Regions from separate parts of the Homo sapiens genome. Here region 2 is linked to region 1. Evidence: read pairs that join two places in POLR2A ChIA-PET (ENCODE). Cell type or tissue: K562. All regions are shown on one strand. Links, peaks and the distances in the headings refer to the core of each region. The heading gives the core; the rest is flanking DNA. Region 1 has its middle 5.3 kb from the start of UPK1A. Region 2 overlaps LIN37 (lin-37 DREAM MuvB core complex component).

The links. Peaks named below come from ENCODE experiments on the same cell type or tissue, not always from the same donor. Only the 100,000 strongest peaks of a DNase experiment are listed, where the experiment ranks them.
Region 2: POLR2A ChIA-PET joins it to region 1 with 6 read pairs; 6 of 35 experiments call an interaction of 5 or more read pairs at or near these places.

What each region holds. Positions count from the first base shown.
Region 1 is chr19:35,659,055-35,663,441 of GRCh38, reverse strand. No RefSeq gene overlaps it. Among named protein-coding and RNA genes, the nearest start is that of UPK1A, 5.3 kb to the left of the region's middle. In K562, for the core only: no CTCF peak of the experiment used is centred there; no DNase peak of the experiment used is centred there.
Region 2 is chr19:35,749,386-35,753,772 of GRCh38, reverse strand. It overlaps LIN37 (lin-37 DREAM MuvB core complex component), which reads right to left. Exons shown (of 9, transcript NM_019104.3): 2 at 1,522-1,597; 3 at 1,289-1,339; 4 at 940-969; 5 at 774-859; 6 at 520-686. Among named protein-coding and RNA genes, the nearest start is that of LIN37, 3.0 kb to the right of the region's middle. In K562, for the core only: no CTCF peak of the experiment used is centred there; no DNase peak of the experiment used is centred there; H3K4me3 peaks cover 7 bases.

The DNA of each region.
Region 1 (4,387 bases), core at 192-4,191:
ATCAGGCATGGTGGTATGGGCCTGTAGTACCAGCTACTCAGGAGGCTGAGGCAGGATAATCACTTGAACTCGGGAAGTGGAGGTTGCGGTGAGCCGAGATCGCGCCACTGCACTCCAGCTTGGGCGACAGAGCGAGACTCCGTCTCAAAAAAAAAAAAAAAGAAAAAATTCAATAGAGGAATAGAGGGTTCAACAACAGATTTGAGTAGGCAGAAGAAAAGATCGGTGAACGTGAGTATAGATCAGTTGAGATGATCAAGTCTAAGGAACAGAAAGAAAAAAGCACGAAGATAAGTGAACAGAACTTCAGAGACCTGTGAGACATCATCAAATAATGGGAATCCCAGAAGGAGAGGACAAAAAGAAAGGGGTAAAAAAGAATATATGAAGAAAGAATGGCTGAAAACTCCCAAAATTTGATGAAAAAAACCATCAATCTAGAGCCAAGAAGCTCAATAATCTTCAAATAGGATAAACTCAAAGATATCCATCACCAGACATATCATAATCAAATTATTGAACGATAAAAAGAGAACCTTGAAAGCAGCAACTGACAAGTGACCCATCACGTATAATTAATCATCAATAAGATTAACAGCTGGGCTGGGTGTGGTGGCTCATGCCTGTAATCCCAGCACCTTGGGAGGCTGAAGCGGGAGGATCACTTGAGCCCAGGAGTTGGAGATCAGCCTGGGCAATATGGGCAAACTCCATCTCTACAAAAGAATACAAAAATTAGCTGGGTGTGGTGGCATATGCCTGTAGTCCCATCTACTTGAGAGGCTGGGGTGGGAGGATCTCTTGAGCCTGGGAGTTCAAGGCTGCAGTAAGCTGTGATCAGGCCACTGCACTCCAGGCTGGGTGACAGAGTGAGGTCTTGTGTCAAAAAAAAAATTAAAAAAAAAAAAATAATAAAATGAGAAAGATTAGAACATTTGGAAAAAATGCAGGCTGGCGTGCGGTGGCTCAGGCCTGTAATCCCAGCACTTTGGGAGGCTAAGGCGGGCAGATCACCTGAGCTCAGGAGTTGAGACCAGCCTGGGCAACATGGTGAAACCCCGTCTCTATCAAAAACAAACAAACAAACAAAAAACTAGCTGAGTATGGTGGTCTATGCCTGTGGTCCTAGCTACTTGGGAGGCTGAGGTAGGAGGATGGCTTGAGTCTGGGCGGCGGAGGCTGCAGTAAACTGAGATTACGCCACTACATGCCAGCCTAGGTGACAGAGTAAGACCTTATCTCAAAAAAAAAAAAAAAGCTGAAAAGGGGAATTAAATATATATTTCCAAATCTGCCCGCATGGAAATTACATTCCAGTGGTGCAATGATGAAGGATAACATTTGGCATGTTAGCGGTAAGTGCTTAAGAAACAAGGCCAGGTGTGGTGGCTCACACCTGTAATCCCAGCACTTTGGGAAGCCGAGCTGGGTGGATCACAAAGTCAGGAGATGGAGACCATCCTGGCCAACATGGTGAAACCCCGTCTCTACTAAAAATACAAAAATTAGCTGGGCGTGGTGGCGCGTGCCTGTAATCCCAGCTACTTGGGAGGCTGAGGCAGAAGAATCGCTTGAACCAGGGAGTCTGAGGTTGCAGTGAGCTGAGATTGCGCCACTGCACTCCAGCCTGGTGACAGAGAGACTCCATCTCCAAAAACTAAAAAAATAAATAAAAATTGAAAAAAGAGAAAGAAACAAAAGGAGTGAAGGGGCACAAAGATGGAGGAGCTGAAGGTGAAGGCTGAGTGGTCAGAGAAGGCCTCGCTAAATGAAGACCTGAAGGCAGTGAGGGGTGAGCTTGTGGACAGCTGGTGGCCAAACATTCCAGGTCGAGCAAACAGCAAGTGTAAAGGATCCGGGGTTGGAGCCAGCCTGGTGTGTCGAAATACATTTGCTCACAGTTCCTGTGCACTGAAGAGGCCAGTGTGGCAGGGGCTGTGTGAGCAAAAGGGCACCATATCCAATCAGATCAATATATTTACAAATACTTCTAGATGCATGAGCTATCTCTAAAGGAATGTACAGGAAACACTGGCACTGGTGGCAAACCCTGGGCAGAATCAGGCAGCTGGACTCAAGGAGTCCAGCACCTTGACTTTTCACTGGCCGTCCTGTTTCATTTGAAATTTTCATGGTGTTGGCTGGGTGTGGTGGCTCATGCCTGTAATCCCAGCACTTTGGGAGGCCGAGGTGGATGGTTAACCTGAGGTCACGGAGTTCAAGACCAGCCTGGTCAACACGGTGAAACTACTCTCTAAATCGCTACTAAAAATACAAAAAATTAGCTGGGTGTGGTGGCAAGCGCCTGTAATCCCAGCGTTTTGGAAGGCTGAGGCAGAATTGCTTGAACCGGGAGGTGGAGGTTGCAGTGAGCAGAGATCACATCACTGCACTCCAGTCTGGACAACAGAGCAAGACTCCATTTCAAAAAAAAAATTTTTTTTTCATGGTGTTTAAGTTCTTTGCTACTTCCAACCCACGCCATAACCTCCCACGATCCCTCAAGCTCCCTGTGTGTGCACTAAGGTCCTGTTTACAGCCACTTTTTTTTTTTTTGAGACGGAGTTTCGCTCTTGTTGCCTAGGCTGGAGTACAATGGCACAATCTCGGGTCACAGCAACCTCCACCTCCTGGGTTCAAGCAATTCTCCTGCCTCAGCATCCAGAGTAGCTGGGATTACAGGCATGCACCACCACGCCTGGCTCATTTTGTATTTTTAGTAGAGACGGGGTTTCTCCATGTTGGTCAGGCTGGTCTGGAACTCCCGACCTCAGGTTATCTGCCTGCCTCGGTCTCCCAAAGTGCTGGCATTACAGGCGTGAGCCACCGCGCCCGGCCCCTACAGCCACTTTTCTTCATGAGCAGCTATTTCACAAGATCTATCTCTGGGGCCATTTTTCTCCATACAAGAATCATCCCTGCTCATGTGAATGCATCAGACAAGTTTGTAACCATTTGAAGTTTTGTTTTTGTTTTTTGGGGATGGAGTCTCGCTCTGTCGCCCAGGCTGGAGTACAGTGGTGTGATCTCAGCTCACTGCAACCTCCACCTCCCAGGTTCAAGTGATTCTCCTGCCTCAGCCTCCCCAGTAGCTGGGATTAGGGGCACGCACCACCACACCTGGCTAATTTTTGTATTTTTATAGTTTTTTTTGTATTTTTAGAAGAGATGGGGTTTTACCAGCTTGGCCAGGCTGGTCTTGAATCCCTGACCTCGTGACCCACTCGCCTGGGCCTCCCAAAGTGCTAGGGTTACAGGTGTGAGCCACCACACCCCGGCCATTTGAAAGGTTTTGAGGACACACCAATTCAGCCATAAGAGTGTTCCGGCTGGTCATGCTAGCTAGGTCCCTGTTGACGAGTCTGTTGGGGATATTCTGGGCTGTTATTGTGTGGCAATTCTTTTGGGGGCACCATGAAGAACAGCTCTCAACTTGGCCTACTTAAATGACTTCCAACTACCATCATGATCAGCATGAAAGAGCAGGTCCCAACACGGGGAGAAGTTACACATTGTGCAGGAGATTGCTTATTAGATATTAAGAACTCTTTTTTTTTTTTTTTTTTTTTTTTGGTGAGATGGAGATTTACTCTTGTTGCCCAGGCTGGAGTGCAATGGCATGATCTCGGCTCACCACATCCTCTGCCTCCCAGGTTCACGCGATTCTCCTGCCTCAGACTCCCGAGTAGCTGGGATTACAGGCATGTGCTACCATGCCTGGCTAATTCTGTACTTTTAGTAGGGACGAGGTTTCGCCATGTTGCCCAGGCTGATCTTGAACTCCTGACCTCAGGTGATCTGCCCACCTCAGCCTCCCAGAGTGCTGGGATTACAGGCATGAGCCACTGTGCCCGGCCATTAAGAACTAATTTCTTAGGTGTAAATAATTATGTTAAAAAAATAGGTATCTCCAGGCAGGAGAATAGTTTGAACCCAGAAGGCAGAGGTTGCAGAGAGCTGAGATGACACCACTGCACTCCAGCCTGGGCAACAGATTGAGACTCTGTCTCAAAAAAAAAAAAAAAAAAATTGTATCTCCAAGAGATACATATAGTTTCTTATTTCTGGATAAAATATAATCTTTATGTATTTTATATTATATTATAATCTATATAATTTGCTTTAAAATTATGTAGGGTGGTTGCACACATAGGAACTTAGGTTATTCTGTATAATCAACTATTTGACTCATTGACTGGCACAGAGAGGGTGGCCAAGGTTCAATAAAATTAAGTTAAAAAACGCTAGGCATGGTGGCTCATGCCTGTAATCCCAGCACTTTGGGAGGCCGAGGCAGGTGGATCATCTGAGGTCAGGAGTTTGAGACCAGCCTGGCCGACATGGTAAAACCCCATCTCTACTAAAAATACAAAAATTAGCCAGGTGT
Region 2 (4,387 bases), core at 276-4,275, 90 kb before region 1:
GAGTCGCGTCTGCCTGCCTCAGGGAATCCTGTCTAGGGGGTCACGTCTGTGCCACCTAGGAAGCTCTGTCCATTTCTGACAGTCCTATATGTCTGAAGGGTCCTATATGTCTGTCCTGGGGACCCTTGTCTACCCCGCTGGGTCAGATGGCTTATAGACTCCCATCCATTCCTGCCCAGCCCCTGCTCCTCAAGGCCTGGTGGCCACTTCTGTCTGTACTAAGGACCCTTGTCTAGCCCCTCGGCTCTTGGGAACCCCTGATCTTGGAGGTCCACATCTAACTGTCCAGGGTAACCCTGTTCCCTGTCTCCCAGGCCAGGTGGTTACGTATGTCTTCCCTAGGGACTCTGATCCACACCCCAACCTAAGAGTGCACATCTGTGTGCCTAGCCTGATCCAGGATTCACGTGAGGGACCTGTGTCTGTCTATCCCACTAGCTTAGGGGCAGGATCCTTTGAGCCTATCCACCCACTGCCCTGGCACCAGGCTGCTGGGCTGGGACCCACTACCCATCCCACCTCCTCATCCTCAGGCAGCGGGGGCAGGGGTGAGCTGGGAGAGCATTCACGCTCGCGCACAGAGGGGCTGTTGCGCATCCAGGCGCGGCAGATTGGGTACAGTGGCGTGTTCTCGCTGAACTGGGCCAAGTCCACGCTCCGGTCGAACAGCTTGATCACATATGTGTCTGGGAAGGTGGGGATGGGAGGTGTGTGAGCATCCTTGCATAGGCCCTTGGCTCCTTACCGACCCTCTAGGGCCACTGTCTACTCACTGGATCGCTGCGGCCCTCCCTCAGCCAGCCCATCATCCATCTCCCTCCTCTTCTTCCTCCGCTGGTGGGGGAAGCGGGCAGATGGCCTGCGTAGGGAGAGGGAGTGTCAGGACTGGGGTAGGAGCTGGGAGCCTCTAGTCAGCTGGCTGGGACCCTGCCACCTTACCTTTTGCCAGTGGCTGCGATGGAGCAGTCCCTGTGGGGAAAGACAGTTGACCCTCAGACAAACGCCTGTGCAAAACCCTGCAGAGGGCACCCTGGGGATACTGGTATCAAACCTGAGATGCTCACATGAACCCCACTTGCCTCTTGGGCCTTTTGTCCCACCCATACCCATGGGGGTCTAGGTGGCAACCACGGGGGGACCTAAGCTTCTCCTGCCACAGGGTCTTTGTACAGGTGGAGTGGTCCGGGCCACGATGGAGGTAGCGCTGGGCTGAGCGGTCAGGGCTTGGATAAGGAAAGAAGTTACCAACCACGAACTCTCAACTCCAAATCCAATCAGAAAAACTCACTTATTGTGGGTGTCTGAGGGTGTTTTCCCAGCTTCCTCATCCAGACGCTCCCTAGAGGCAGAAGAGATCTCTCAGCTCAGGGTTCCAGGGCCCCAGAGAAGGAAGGCACCGAGCAGCCTCCCCATTAAGCACCTTCCTCCCCAAGTCAGCCTGTGGGGTCCCACCCAATCCACCCAGGATCAGAGGGCCCAACCCACCAGGGTGCCCGGCCCTGTGACCCCACGCTGGCCTACCTGTCCATGTGACTCTTCTCCAGCAGACACTGCAAGACAGCATCCAGTTGGTTCCGGGCTTTGGCCATCTCCAGCTCTGGGGCAAGAGAGGACCCAGCAGGAGTCAGCTCCCAGGCCCCAGCTAGGTGGGCAGCTGACTGGGCCAGGGAAGGGCGTGCGTGTCCTCTGCCCTGGCCAATCTCAGAGCCAGGCCCAGGCAGCCTGAAAGGGTGCAACAGGCAGAGATGGCTGGAGTGATGCCCAGAGCTCTGAGTTCCAGAGCTGTCCCACGTGATTGCTCTGTGACAGGAGGTAAGGCCAATCACCTTACCTTATGAGCCTTTTGGGTTTTAAAAAAATGTGTTTTAATATAATATAAATTTATTACAAAAAAATTGTATAGAGATGGAGTCTTAATGATATTGACCAAGCTGGTCTTGAACTCCTAGATTCAGGTGAGCCATCTCGGCTTCCCAAAGTGCTGGGATTACAGGTGTGAGCCACTGTGCCTGTCCCAGTGGCAAGGTTTAAATATGCTATATATTACAAATAATAACCCACTGAATTATCACAATAACCCTTAGAGGTAGATGTGATTTTTTTTTTTCTTGAAAAAGGATATCACGATGTTGTCCGGTTTTGAACTCCTGGGCTCAAGCGGTCCTGCTGTCTCAGCCTCCCAAGTAGCTGGGGCTATAGGCACATGCCATAGAGCCCAGCTCAGATAGATATGATTTTTATTCCTATTTTAAAGATGATGAAACTGAGGCACAGAGATGTTAGGCCACGTGCTCAAAGGCACACAGCAAAGAAATTGCAGAGCTGATGATTTGAACCCAGGCTGTCTGGTTCCAAAGCTGAAGTTATGAGACAGAGGCTCAACCTGAGTGCAGAATCTGGTTGAGGCAGTGGTATAATTTTATTTTAATTAATTAATGTATTTCTGTTTTGTGAGACGGAGTCTTGCTCTGTCACCCAGGCTGGAATGCAGTGGCATAATCTTGGCTCACTGCAACCTCCACCTCCCAGGTTCAAGTGATTCTCCTGCCTCAGCCTCCCAAATAGCTGGGATTACAGGCGCCCGCCACCACGCCTGGCTAATTTTTGTATTTTTAGTAGAGATGGGGTCTTACCACGTTGACCAGGCTGGTCTCAAACTCCTGACCTCAGTGATCTGCTGGCCTCAGGCTCCCAAAGTGCTTACAGGCGTGAGCCACCATGCCCGGCCAACAGTGGTATAATTTTAAATCTGAATTCAATCTGAATGAGCTGACATTTAAAAATTGGGAGATTTCTTTCTTTTCTTTTTTTTGAGACGGAGTCTTGCTCTGTCTCCCAGGCTGGAGTGCAGTGGCGTGATCTCGGCTCACTGCAACCTCTGCCTCCTGAGTACAAGTGATTCTCCTGCCTCAGCCTCCCAAAGAACTGGGACTACAGGCGCGTGCCACCATGGTCAACTAATTTTTTCTATTTTTAGTACAGACAGGGTTTCACCATATTGACCAGGCTGATCTCAAACTCCTGACCTCATGATCCACCTGCCTCAGCCTCCCAAAGTGCTGGATTACAGGCAGAAGCCACCGCACCCAGCCAAAATTGGGAGATTTCACCTAAAACATCCTGTTTGGGCTTTTTTTTCCCCCTCGGGAAATGAGATCTAGGCCCACCTTCCTGCCCAGTTAGCCTGTGGCTGCCTCCCGTCATCACAGAACTTGAGGAAGTGATGATGTTACGCTGTCCTCCTACCTTTGAGAGGTGTTTGCTCTGCCTTTCTGACTGGTGGGAGCTCTGGCTCTAGTGCTCAGAGCCTGGAGGGGACACCTGGGAACTTGCCTGACCAGTCCAGGGACTTCCTGAGAAGCCCAGGAGACACAGGGATTCAAACATAGCTCAGAGGAGAGACAGAGTGAGGGTGGGGAAGGGAGTAGCTGAGATTGCAGCAAAGCCTTGGGCAGATGCAGAGGGTACGGATCACGTCCACAACTCTCCTCAGGCCCAGCCTCTCTCCTGAACCCCCGACTTGGGCCTGAAGCCTCCCTCTCAAGGGTCGCCTCACTGTCCCCAAGTCCCTCCCTGTACCTCACCATGGATACCCCTCTCCCTCCCCTACCCAGCCCACCAACCCCATGGCCTGTCCACTAGGCCTCCCGAGTGTCTCTCCCACCCACCTCCTCCCTACTCTACCCATCCTGGTCCTGTCCTTTGCTCCCCCTTGGCTCCCTGCCTCAGTGTCCCCCTTCTGATACACCCTCCACAAGGCAGCCAGGGGAATCTTCCTGAAAAATAACAAACCTGACCCTGATCTTCCCTTGCTTGGAAACTTCCATGACTCCACAGCACCCAGGGGTGGAGTCTGCACTCCTCAGCCTGGCACTCACAGGTGTACACCTTCCCTCACCATCATTTGTGGTCACACCCACTTCTCTTTTCTTTCTTTCTTTTCTTTTCCTTTCTTTTTTTTTTTTTTTGAGACAGGGTCTCAATCTATCACCCAGGCTGGAGTGCAGTGGTGTGATCTCAGCTCACTGCAACCTCCGCCTCCCCGGCTCCAGCGATCCTCCTGCCTCAGCCTCCTGAGTAGCTGGGACTACAGGCTTGTGCCACCACACCTGGCTAATTTTTTTTTTTTTTTTGTATTTTTTATAGAGACAGCGTTTCGCTATGTTGCCCAGGCTGGTCTCAAACTCCTGACCTCAAGTGATCTGCCAGCCTCGGCCTCCCAAAGTGTTGGGATTACAGGTGTGAGCCACCGCACCCAGCCTCCCACTTTGTTTTAATAACACTTTTGCCATGGGACATCCTACATCATTTTACTATTATCTTTCTGTCTAAATTCTGCACCCCTCCCACTGCCCTTACCATGCCAGGCCTGGGATCCGGTCAGCTC